Regions from separate parts of the Homo sapiens genome. Here region 2 is linked to region 1. Evidence: read pairs that join two places in POLR2A ChIA-PET (ENCODE). Cell type or tissue: MCF 10A. All regions are shown on one strand. Links, peaks and the distances in the headings refer to the core of each region. The heading gives the core; the rest is flanking DNA.

Evidence for each region. ChIA-PET counts read pairs that join two places held together with the same protein. Peaks named below come from ENCODE experiments on the same cell type or tissue, not always from the same donor. Only the 100,000 strongest peaks of a DNase experiment are listed, where the experiment ranks them.
Region 2: POLR2A ChIA-PET joins it to region 1 with 6 read pairs; 2 of 35 experiments call an interaction of 5 or more read pairs at or near these places.

Annotation. Positions count from the first base shown.
Region 1 is chr4:162,681,844-162,688,311 of GRCh38, reverse strand. No RefSeq gene overlaps it. Among named protein-coding and RNA genes, the nearest start is that of MIR4454, 410 kb to the left of the region's middle. In MCF 10A, for the core only: no CTCF peak of the experiment used is centred there; a DNase peak (open chromatin) is centred at 4,051.
Region 2 is chr4:162,615,381-162,621,848 of GRCh38, reverse strand. No RefSeq gene overlaps it. Among named protein-coding and RNA genes, the nearest start is that of FSTL5, 450 kb to the right of the region's middle. In MCF 10A, for the core only: no CTCF peak of the experiment used is centred there; no DNase peak of the experiment used is centred there.

The DNA of each region.
Region 1 (6,468 bases), core at 1,597-5,596:
TAACTGATAAGGTTACAAATTGGTAACATCTTCAAAACTAAATTACATGTTTTGTCACCTTCATAGGTTTTTAGAATGTTAAATTACTAATGTTTGTTTTACAAAGATGTAAATCTGAAATCACAAGTCTGTTCACAGAAATTCCGCTGTTTTAAATTTTTTATTTCTAGATATTTTAATCAATGCCTTAACTCTATTCAGAAGATAAAATTGCAAAATTCTCATGTTCTAGAGAATATAAATAGTCATTGAGATGGCTTCATTTCTAAATGTATGTGACTTCTCTTAAATTAGTTTGACATTGCCCTACTTCTACGTGAACTTCTTTAAACAGACCTCCAAAACTACCACGTTTTGGTTTTGTTTTGTTTTTGTTTTTTTGTAATCTTCAGCACTTTTGGCTTAAATATTTTCTCCATTTCTAGGAAATTTATTTTTTCATGCTTGGTATGAAGGTCCATGATCTATTTCTTAATGGCTACATAATTGTCAGCTGGTTATTATCTTTGTAGAGCTATGATTATATTTAAATATCATTTTAAGTTAGCTATATGTTTCATCTAGTATAATTCTTGGTATTAGCTTATTCAACTGATTATGTGGACTTTTAAAGATTTTGTATTATTATTAATAAGGTGTCCTGAAGAGCTTTTCTGTACTTCTTACATGGGGCCAACTGTTTTGGTCTTAGTTTTCATAACTTGTACTTCAAAAGTCATAGTTAAAACTACAGCTCTTTCTAAGTATAATTTTCTTTTAACTATTTTATATTATCTTACCAAAAAGAGCAATTATCTCAATAAATAAAATAATTTACTAATATAGTGGATGTATATTGTTAGGTGATATATTTTCTGAAATCATAATTGAATCTAAAATAATATTAATTCTTGATTATCTGCAAGTAGGTTAATAGTAACTAATTCTCATCAGGGACCTGAGATGCTCGTGATCCTTTAAGTAGACTATTAATTAGGTAGTCAGTTTCATCCCTTTCAGAGGAATATAGGAGCCAAACCAGTAGCCTGGCCCACTCTCCAAATCAAGTTTAAGAACCCATGACAGATGAGTCTCAGTCTCATTACAAAAACTTCAAGTACAGGTTAGAAAGTCGTTGTCTTCTGGTCAGCCTTAAATCTTGTTAAATTGCCGAGCGATGATTCTAATGCAAGATTATCAAGATTACTAAGATTCCTAAAGAAAGCAAGCTATTGACTAGCTTTCTTTCTCAAAGATTACCTAATTATTTTCTTTGGTAATAAACTGCTCATAACTAAACTTTCTTAAAACAGTACAGTTTAATTTAATAAATTTAGCACATTTTTAGCTTTTTATTGTAAAATAATGATAGCTTCATAGGAAATATTTAAAAAAAGGTACAAGGAGATCTCGTGTACTATTAACTAATTTTCCCCCAATGATTAACATCCTGCATAACTGTAGTACAAAACTAGGAAATCAGCATTGATACAATCTACAGAGCTTACACAGATTTCATGTTTTACATGCACCTTGTGTGTTTGTGTGTTCATATGTGTGATTCTATGCAGTTTTATCATAAAATACATTTTCAAACTATTTTCCTTTTTTTTTTTTTTTTTTTTTTGAGACAGAGTCTCACTCTGTCACCCGGGCCGGAGTGCAGTATGGCGCGACCTCGGCTCACTGTAACCTCTGCCTCCCGGGTTTAAGTGATTCTCCTGCCTCAGCCTTCCAAGTAGCTGGGATTACAGGCATGCACCACCATGCCTGGCTAATTTTTATATTTTTAGTATAGACGGGGTTTCACCATGTTGGCCAGGATGGTCTCGAACTACTGACCTCATGATCCACCTGCCTCAGACTCCCAAAGTGCTGGGATTACAGGTGTCAGCTACCTTGCCTGGCCATTTCAAGCTATTTTCTCTGTTAACACACAATCAAGTAACCCAGAATGTTTTATGCTATTTCATAATTTTCTATTGCTACTTAAAGTTTTAAAGTTAGAGAAAGCCATTAACTTTCTCCTAAAAATGATCCAGATTTTGTTTTATAAACAAGCAGGTTTGCAGATAAATCAAACTGTTAATAATAAGAAAAAGCAAAATACGGCTGGGTACAGTGGCTCACATTTGTAATCCCAGCACTCCCAGCACTTTGGGAGACTGAGGCAGGCAGATCACTGGAGGTCAGGAGTTTGAGACCAGCCTAGCAAACATGGTGAAACTCTATCTCTACTAAAAATACAAAAATTAGCTGGGCGTGATGGCACATATCTGTAGTCCCATCTATTCGGGAGGCTGAGGCCCCAGAATCACTTGAACACAGGAGGCGGAGAATGCAATGAGCTGAGATCCCACCACTGCACTCCAGCCTGGGTGACATAACAAGACTCTGTCTCAAAAAAAAAAAAAAAAAAAAGAAAAATTCACTAAGTTCTTGTAAGGTTAAATGAATTTCCATCAGATCCATGCTGACCTCATTCAGGTTTGGAAATCTCATTCAGGTTTGGAAATTTTTAATTCTTAAAAAACATAATTTATATGCAAATTTTATAAACTTGTATTGCAATGACACCCTTTAAGAGCTAGAGTCTTACTGAAACACAATATGTACCTAGGAAAATTTACTGTACAACAGTATTATATTGGTATCAAAAAAACCTGCTTTCACAATAGCAATCAATAACAACAAACTGTTATTGCAAAAGAAGTGTTGAAAAAGTTCAAGTCCAGTCAGAGGACAAGTTTGACTCATCCCTTGAATCTAATTTAATGTCAGGCAATAAGCATCAGAACAGTGCGCTTAAAATAAAATGAATTTTATGAACAGATTTGCCCTGCCCTGAAATATATATAATGCAGAACAGCACTGCTTAAAATATCTTTGTTGAAAAGTCTTTTCTTTTCCTTTTCCCTCTGACAATCAATTGTGGACCAATAAATTTGTAAAATACAAGAAGAAAATTACTAGACACATGATCATATACTTAGATGTTATGGCCAAGTCAAATTGCTATAAACATTTCCCAATAGGGAATGAGGTGGTGGATTTGCAAACTTTTTCTGTAAAGTACTGGGTAGTAAATATTTTAGGCTTTGCAAGCCATCCAGTCTCTGCCACTGGAGTTCAAAAGTAGCCCTAGGCAATACATAAGTGAATGAGTATGGCTATGTTCCAAGAAAACTTTATCAAAATAGGAAGCTGGTCCATGGGCTTTAGTGTACAGACCTTGTTCAATGGTCACCCTCATTTTCATACTTATTTCATTGTGGATTAAGTCCACTTTGCAGACAGGCAGCAATCTGAGGGCTTTTTTTTTTTTTTTTTTTTGTCCCCAAGGAAAGTCCATAGGTTTCCAAATTCTCCTATAACTGACCCAGATAGCCATAGTGCTCTTTTAAATTCTAGGACATTCTGCAAATAGATACATGTCTGGTTCTTCTGGAGTGAAAGAGCCCTGTCCATATTTATTCTTTTTTTTTTTTTTTTTTTTTTTTTTGAGACAGAGTCTCACTCTGTCACCCAGGCTGGAGTACAGGGGTACAATCTCGGCTCACTGCAACCTCTCCCCCAGCCCGAGGTTCAAGCAATTCTAGCATCTCAGCTTCCTGAGTAGCTGGGATTACAGGTGCCCACCACCATGCCCAGCTAATATTTGTATTTTTAGTAGAGATGGGGTTTTGTCACATTGGCTGGGCTGGTTTCAAACTCCTGACCTCAATTGATTTTCCCACCTTAGCCTCCCAAAGTGCTGGGATTACAAGCATGAGCCACAGTGCCTGGCCCATATTTATTCTTTATTGGAGATATGTAGCAACTCTCTGGCCACTTCACTCTCCTCCCCTCCCATTCACACACCTCTCCTTCCCTTCAATTCTCCCCTCTCTCCTGCCTTCCTTCCCCTCCTCTTTCAGTTCTTTCCCCTCCCCTCTCCTCCCCACTTCTCCTCTCCTCTCTTTCTGTTTCTTTTTCCCTGTCTCTCTCTCTCTTTTTGTTTTACTGTAATAACCTAGATTTGAAGATTGCCTTGGCCTTTGTCCTGACCAGGACATGTGCCTACTTGTGTAGTGTGTGTGTCACTATGTAAACTAAGCTAGAATCAGTCACCAAGTTGTACCGTTATGCCTTTGTCTTGGTTATGTGACAATTTGGTTCTGAGTCACATTGTGTATACTGGATTTTGTCTGCTGTTAATTTCTAACTAGGTTAAACAACTGTTCACAACATAAACGTTCTGTACACCATACAGCACTTTTTACTTTCTACTGCTTTGTCTTTAACATATTTCCTCTAAGAAGAAATTGAAAGAAAGTATAAATAAGAATGTTCAGTTTTAGAAAGTCAAATTTTTGCATTTTGACCTAGTAATTGTGAAAAAACAAAACAGTTGCATTTTAGTGGTGGATATCTATAAACATATCTATGTGGTTAGTTAATCACTCACAGAATATTTTTGAAAATCACAATATTCCGGCAATGACAGATTGTGGTGACTCATTAAACAGATGTACCATGTAGTCTTAGATATTATCCGAAGTACTTTTAAGGTGTGTGAAAAGAAAGGACAGTAGACTTGTAAAGTACTTGAGAAAAGGAAAACTGACGCTCTGAGTTTTGAGAATGCAAGATCACCTAATATGAATTCTCCCTCTTATCTCTAAGAAATAAACTCTAAAATAAGATCAACAGCCTGCTAGTGCATCGAGGTCTCCATTCGTCATCTCACATTGTGTTTGGTCCACGAACATCTAAGAAAATAGATGTAAATACATGATATATTTTGGTCTACATAAGTAAGTATGTATACTTATTTGGAGCCAGTAGTGCTTAATTCAGTAAGCTGTGTCAATTATAAACTGTCTTCTCAATATTGAGACTGTCTATATGTAACAATAATCCAGGCCTTAGACAAAGTTACCTTAAGTTTTTCAGTGGAAAAGAAAACATGGGAGAAAAGACTATTAATGCTGGAAGCCTAATGGATATCTTATTATATAGGCCAGTGCTTGGGGGTCTCAGTATGACGAGTATACTTGTGCTATGGTTTGAATGTGTCCCCCAAAGTTCATGTGTTGGAAACTTAATCCCCAATGCAATAGAATTGAGAGGTGGTACCTTTAAAAGGTGATTAGGTCACAAGAACTCTCCACTCATAATTAAAGCTGTTATTACAGGAATGGGTTAGTTGTCTTGGGAGTGAATTTCTGATTTTAAAAATGTAATAATTTCTGCTCTCTTTCTTTACCCCACGCCACACCCCATGCTCTTTTGCCCTTCTGCCATAGGATGATGCAGCAATAAGGCCCTTACCAGATGCCAACATCTTGACATTGGGCTGCTCAGTTTCCAGAACTGTGAGAAATACAATGTCCACTTATTATAAATTACCCAGGCTCAGGTAATATGTTGTAGTGGCACAAAAAATCACAAGGTATTTGGTGAAGAGATAAAAGCAGGATGCTGGCTCATTCCCAGAAAAAGCAGTATCAGTGGCTACTCAAAGGATGAGGTCAGTGTCTGGGTGAGGAAGAGGAATGTGAGAAAAAAAAACAAACAAACATGTCACGTAGAATTGAACTAACAAGATGATGCTCTGAAAAACATATCAGGATATTGCTTGTTATTAATCAAGAAAATTATTGTGCTTGCCATTTTACTTATATTACATAATTACATGTCCCAGTTTGTTGAAAACTTTTGTAAAGTATTGCATTTTCTAGACCCTTACACATATATACAAGTACATGCTCTCCAGCACAAAGGCATATATCCTGGTATGTGATACATATATAAACATATATATCAGAAATATACATGTATGTGTGTGTGTGTATATATATATATATGTTATATATCAGAAACACATAATTTCTAATATATAAAAAAATTTTCTTGGGAACCAAAGCACTATCTGATTATTTCTTATAGAAGTCTCACAATAGAATGGCTGAAAGTAGCCTAATTTTTAAAGAATATCTGTCAAGAGACAGAATCAAATTACTTCATCTTTAGAGGTTAGTCTTTTCTCCATTCCTGAAGAATTATGGAAACTACACTTCAAATGATGTAGAAAACAGTTTGGTGAGATTTTCTGCTAATGCAGTTTTAAAATGATCTCAGGAAATGAATTGCACCAGCAGTGCCAGTATATAGATTCTAAGAGTAAAGCTGCATATATCATACATTTACTCTTTATGAACTGACTCTGCTAATAATCACTATGACTAGTATTTGAGTGGTTTTAATGTTTACAAAACATGGCCTGTTTATATAGCAATCAATTCTTATTCTCATTTTACCAGAAAATTTTCATTCTTAGGTATTGCTAGGAATGAAATAATACTATCTACTGATAATCATACCTGGAGAAAATTTTTAAAGATTATAAACATTTTTGGCAGATGTATAGTACATTACATGTTTTCTCCTAATAGGAAGATAAATACAGTAATAATATTGAACAAATAAAATTTCTAGCATACCTCC
Region 2 (6,468 bases), core at 826-4,825, 66 kb after region 1:
TGGTTGGCTCATAGGTAGCCTGACACATATCTTTCTAAGGCAGTGGCCCCAACATTTTTGGCACCAGGGACTGGTTTCATGGAAGACTTTTTTTTTTTTTTTTTTTTTTTTTTGAGGTGGAGTCTCGCTCTGTTGCCAAGGCTGGACTGCAGTGGTGCTATCTCGGCTCACCGCAACCTCCGTCTCCCGGGTTCAAGTGATTCTCCTGCCTCAGTCTCCTGAGTAGCTGGGATTACAGGTATGCGCCACCATGCCCGACTAATTTTTGTATTTTAGTAGAGACAAGGTTTCACCATATTGACCAGGCTGGTGTCAAACTCCTGACCTCAGGTGATCAGCCTGCCTCAGTCTCCCAAAATACTGGGATTGCAGGTGTGAGCCACCACACCCGGCTGAAGATGATTTTTTCATGTACCAGAGATGATACAAGTGCATCACATTTATTGTACACTTTATTTCTATTATTACATTGTAATTATAATGAAGTAATTGTACAACTCACCATAATGTAGAATCAACGCGAGCCCTGAGCTTGCTTTCCTGCAACTAGGCGGTCCCACCTGGGGGCGATAGGAGACAGTGATAGATCATTAGGCATTAGATTCTCATAAGGAGCACACAACCTAGATCTCTCGCATGCTCAGTTCATAATAGAGTTTGAGCTCTTATAAGAATCTAATGACACTGCTGATCTGAAAGGAGGCAGAGCTCAGGCAGTAACGCAAGTTATGGGAAGCAGCTGTAAATACAGATGAAGCTTTGCTTGCTTGCCCACCGCTCACCTCCTGCTGTGCGGCCTGGTTCCTAATAGGCCATAGACTGTTACTGGTCTGTGGCCCAGGGATTGGGACCCCTGGTCTAATCTAAGATACTTGCTACTTTCTATGTACAATAGTAAATAACTGGCAAGCCACCGTTTGAACTTATAATAAAGCCATAACAATGGAAACAGTGTTAGGCATAAAAACCAATGAAATAGCTTGAATACTTTTACAAGAGACCCACATAAAAATAGGTAATTGATGTGTCTGAAGATTCCTACAATTTGTGAAAAATAATTGTTTACTAAAGTTGAGGTTATTGGGAAAATACTACATTCAGATTTTTTAGGATAGATTTAAAATTTCCAAATGGATTAAATTCCTAAATGTGACAAGAAAAACTTTTAACCTTTAGAGGAAAGAAAAAAGAATGCTTTTACCATGGCAGAGTACGGACACAAAAATACAAATTACAAAAGAAATGTCTACCAATTACTATCTTTAATTAAAAAAAGATTTCTGCACAATAAGACTTCTTAAATAAAGTTAAAATGATAGTCTCATTGCTTTAAAAAATAATCAAAACATTTGGTAATAGTAAGTGTTGACAAGGATAGGGAAGATGAAAACACTATTTTATTGGAAGTAGAAGAATGAATGAAAAAAAAGTTACCAATGGCTCATACACCATGATAACATCCAAAGCAATACAATATATTGTTATAAATATATAGATATATAGTATACAGTATATGTGCATGCATGGGATGATACAGAATAATTAGTGTTAGGTAGGGATTCACATAACCAATGATGGAAGGGGTAATAAACTAAGGCACCATATGTTACATTTTCTGTCCATATTCTTAAAAAATGTGTCGAAATACTAAGATTCTTAAAAATGTGGATGGAGATTGTACTGCTGCTTTTTACATGTTGAATATTGTTCTGTTTATTTAACATATTTACATGGTTAAATGTTATTTTCCAAAGTTTCATCCTTATACAAATATGACAAGAAAATTAAGAAAACAAAATGGTTCTTTGTTTTCTAGAGGGAATATAAATACTATTCATTTAATACATATTTTTGTATAATCATTTACTTTATTCTAGGATGAGTCCTATTTGCTGGTGATGGGAAAGTATCTAGCCAATTTGTCTTAAATGATCTCATAATTGATGGGGCAAGGTAGTAAACCAACAGTAAGTTGGATGTATTTTTGGAACACAAATAAAGGGTAACTGCATATCCATTAATCAAAATAATTTATGAAAGTGTTTCATCACTACTTAGACTTAACATAAATTTTTAAATCCTTAGTTGGCTAAGACTCAACATAAGCTCAGTTCCCACGTTTCTAGGCATATCCACCCTTTCCACACAATTCTCCTAAAAGCCTCTATTATCCATTGGCATGATTATTCATTTATTTATTTTTTCCCAGATGTATCAAGAGATACCAAAATGCTTCCCAGTTTGTAGCCTTAGTACATGCTATTCATGCTGCCTGGAAAGACTTTTTCATATTTATTGACAAGCCAGCTTCTACCCATGCTTACGGTCTATGTTGAAAGTGTATTTTTTTCTAGAGAAAACACACTTTAGTATTCTGGCTATCTTAAATCCCTAATTTATCCCCATTCGTAATCTACATATTTCTCTTTTTAGTACTTAATATAACTATAACTTAAAAATAAGTTTGCTCACTATCTACCTTACTTGATATGTTGTGAGCTTGAGGGAATAAGGGGCTCTATTTGTCCTGGACATCACTGCATAAGCAATACCTGATATGTAGTAAGAACCCAAGTTGTTTCCAATTACTTAATTAATATAACAAGAATAAATTAATTTTCTAAATAGACTATTCATAAATCTATTCAAGGTGTTATTTTTAACAGTTTCAAGTGTTATCATTTCAACATATAATAATGGGAATTCAAAAGATTCCTTAAGTATGCATAGCAGAACAATATGGCCAAGAAACATATTTGCATATTTGGCTAAGTTGTAACTTAGTTTTAGATTATGAATGTCTTATTTTCTCCCTGTTCCTGGATTTGAAGTGATATTAAGTTATCTTGGCCAGGTAGTTCCTGGGTTGCCTGAACCATCTCTTTCATAATAAGACTTACCTAGTTAGAAATAGAATTGAAAGTTACAATGAATAAAATTAAAGTTACTATTGCAGGGTCTGTTCCGAGGCTGACTACATGCAAACTAAGGGTCCTCCACGAAGGCCTTCCTATGCTGCTGATGTTGCATTCAATGGCCATGAGTCTTTTCTATGAAGGACGGCAACATCTGACCTGTATCTGTCATTCACTGTAAGTTATGCTCGCCATTTAATCTCTCTGAGTTTAAATGCCTTCTATTTAATCTCTCCTTTTTAGTTGTAAAATGGGAATAACAATAATAATGATAATAGCAATAGTATTTCTTTTTTTATTACACTTTAAGTTTTAGGGTACATGTGCACAGCGTGCAGGTTTGTTACATATGTATACATGTGCCATGTTGGTGTGCTGCACCCATTAACTCATCATTCTCCTAATGCTATCCCTCCCCCCTCCTCCTACCCCATGACAGCCCCGGTGTGTGATGTTCCCCTTCCTGTGTCCAAGTGTTCTCATTGTTCAATTTCCACCTATGAGTGAGAACATGCAGTGTTTGGTTTTCTGTCCTTGCGATAGGTTGCTGAGAATGATGGTTTCCAGCTTCATCCATGTCCCTACAAAGGACATGAACTCATCATTTTTTTATGGCTGCATAGTATTCCATGGTGTATATGTGCCACATTTTCTTAATCCGGTCTATCATTAATGTACATTTGGGTTGGTTCCAAGTCTTTGCTATTGTGAATAGTGCCGCAATAAACATACGTGTGCATGTGTCTTTATAGCAGCATGATCTATAATCCTTTGGGTATATACCCAGTAACGGGATGGCTGGGTCAAATGATATTTCTAGTTCTAGATCTTTGAGGAATCGCTGCACACTGTCTTCCACCATGGTTGAACCAGTTTACAGTCCCACCAACAGTGTAAAAGCGTTCCTATTTCTCCACATCTTCTCTAGCACCTGTTGTTTCCTGAGTTTTTAATGTTCGCCATTCTAACTGGTATGAGACGGTATCTCATTGTGGTTTTGATTTGCATTTCTCTGATGGCCAGTGATGATGAGCATTTTTTCACGTGTCTGTTGGCTGCATAAACGTCTTCTTTTGAGAAGTGTCTGTTCATATTCTTTGCCCACTTTTTGATGGGGTTGTTTGTTTTTTTCTTGCAAATTTGTTTGAGTTCTTTGTAGATTCTGGATATCAGCCCTTTGTCAGATGAGTAGATTGCAAAAATTTTCTCCCATTCTGTAGGTTGCCTGTTCATTCTGATGGTAGTTTCTTTTACTGTGCAGAAGCTCTTTTGTTTAATTAGATCCCATTTGTCAATTTTTGGCTTTTGTCACCATTGCTTTTGGTGTTTTAGATATGAAGTCCTTGTCCATGCCTATGTCCTAAATGGTATTGCCTAGGTTTTCTTCTAGGGTTTTTATGGTTTTAGGTCTAACATTTAAGTCTTTAATCCATCTTAAATTAATTTTTGTATAAGGTGTAAGGAAGGGATCCAGTTTCAGCTTTCTACATATGGCTAGCCAGTTTTCCCAGCACCATTTATTAAATAGGGAATCGTTTCCCCATTTCTTGTTATTCTCAGGTTTGTCAAAGATCAGATGGTTGTAGATGTGTAGTATTATTTCTGAGGGCTCTGTTCTGTTCCTTTGGTCTATATCTCTGTTTTGGTACCAGTACCATGCTGTTTTGGTTACTCTAGCCTTGTAGTATAGTTTGCAGTCAGGTAGCATGATGTCCCCAGCTTTGTTCTTTTGGCTTATGATTGTCCTGGCAATGTGGGCTCTTTTATGGTTCCATATGAACTTTAAAGTAGTTTTTCCCAATTCTGTGAAGAAAGTCATATAATAGGCTTCTTACTTAGCATTTCAAAGGTCCTTGATAGATAATGAATATTTATTTATGTCTTCTTTCATGAAAAAAAAACTTATTTTCTTTGCAAGACCCACTATTTCAATAGTTGGCCATTACAGAAGTTCCTCTAAGATAGCTGAGTATTTTTCTTTTGGCTGTTTGTAAGCTGACAAAGAGATTTTAAATTACATAATTTGGAAGTTAATGAATACATAGACATTTTCTGTTTAGACCCTTCTTCATACACACAAAACATCAATTAGTAATTAATATACTATTATCATCTCCTTAAATATCACCTGACATTTTCTACATTTAAATAGGCAAATGGAATAAAATGAAAGGCTTTTCCTTTCCTACTATTTTACCTTATTTTCTTTCTCTTTTGCTTTCCTTCTTCCCCTCTTTCTCTCTTTCTCCCTTTCTTCTTTACATGTAATAACTTCTTATAACCTCATTCAACAAGTATTATTAGAAACGTACTTGAATACTTATGATTGTTGTCTTGGATAGTTCATACTAGGAAATAAGTACACCCAGATCAAAGGGGAAATTTCCCAGAATGACTCAGTTATTATATTTGACATTGGAAAGATCTAATCACACTGTTCCTTTAGTCCATTAAAAAAATTACTCTTAATTTTTGTCCATGTCATAGTGCACTATTTTGCTTAGGAGTAAATCATGAGCTTCACAGGATATTCCTGGAGTACAGAGGAATGGATTTAAGGAGGGAACATAATATAATTTGCATTTTAGAATTATTTCTTTGATAGCAATATGGAGAATAAACTGGCTGGGAACAGGAACAAAATTAGATGGATCAGAAAAGAGGCAGTTGGAGTAAACAAGGGGAGAAGTTATTAGTGCCTAAAATAAGACAATGGCAATTATCATGGCCAGGATGATATAATTTGATATAATTTAAATTAGACACAGAAGAAGAAGCCTTGAAGTTCTGCAAAAGGTCTGACTTTTCTTTGTAAAATAGCCTATTGCATAATAACATGCTCTAGAAGTTATTCATACATAGTGATTATGAAATGGTTCAGGTTGTATCAGCTGTGTCATTTAAAAACAGATAAACAATCAAAAAAGATCTACTTATGATTACTGTTTTTATTTCTAAAACCCTTTGTGAGAGAATATTAAATTGAATCAATACTTATTTAAAATCTCTTCTTCAAAGACACATAGCCTCACCTAACACAATCTGTCTTTTCTTGTAATTTTTCCTAAAGATGTATAGTATTTTTTACAAAATTAATTTATGCTGGTTATATTAATTAAATGATTGAAGTAAGGGGCTATATTTTTGCTCCAATAATACACCCACCTTACTGTTGGTTTACTACCTTGCCCCATCAACTATGAGACCCTTTAAGACAAACTGGCTAAGTATCTTCCCATCACCAGCAAATAGGACTGCTCCTAGAATATAGTAAATGATTATACAAATATGTGTATTAAATGCGTAGTATTTATATTCCTTCTAGAAAACAATGAACCAATTTGTTTTCTGTATTTCCTTGTCATACTTGCAAACTGAAACTAGCAGAACATCAAGAAGCTAATAAGAATGAAACTTTGGAAAATAACATTTAATTATTTAAACATGTTAAATAAACAGAAAAGTATCCAACATGTAAAAAGCACCAATAAAATCCCCATTCATATTTTTAAGAATCTTAGTATTTTGCCATATTTTCAAAAATATCTACAGA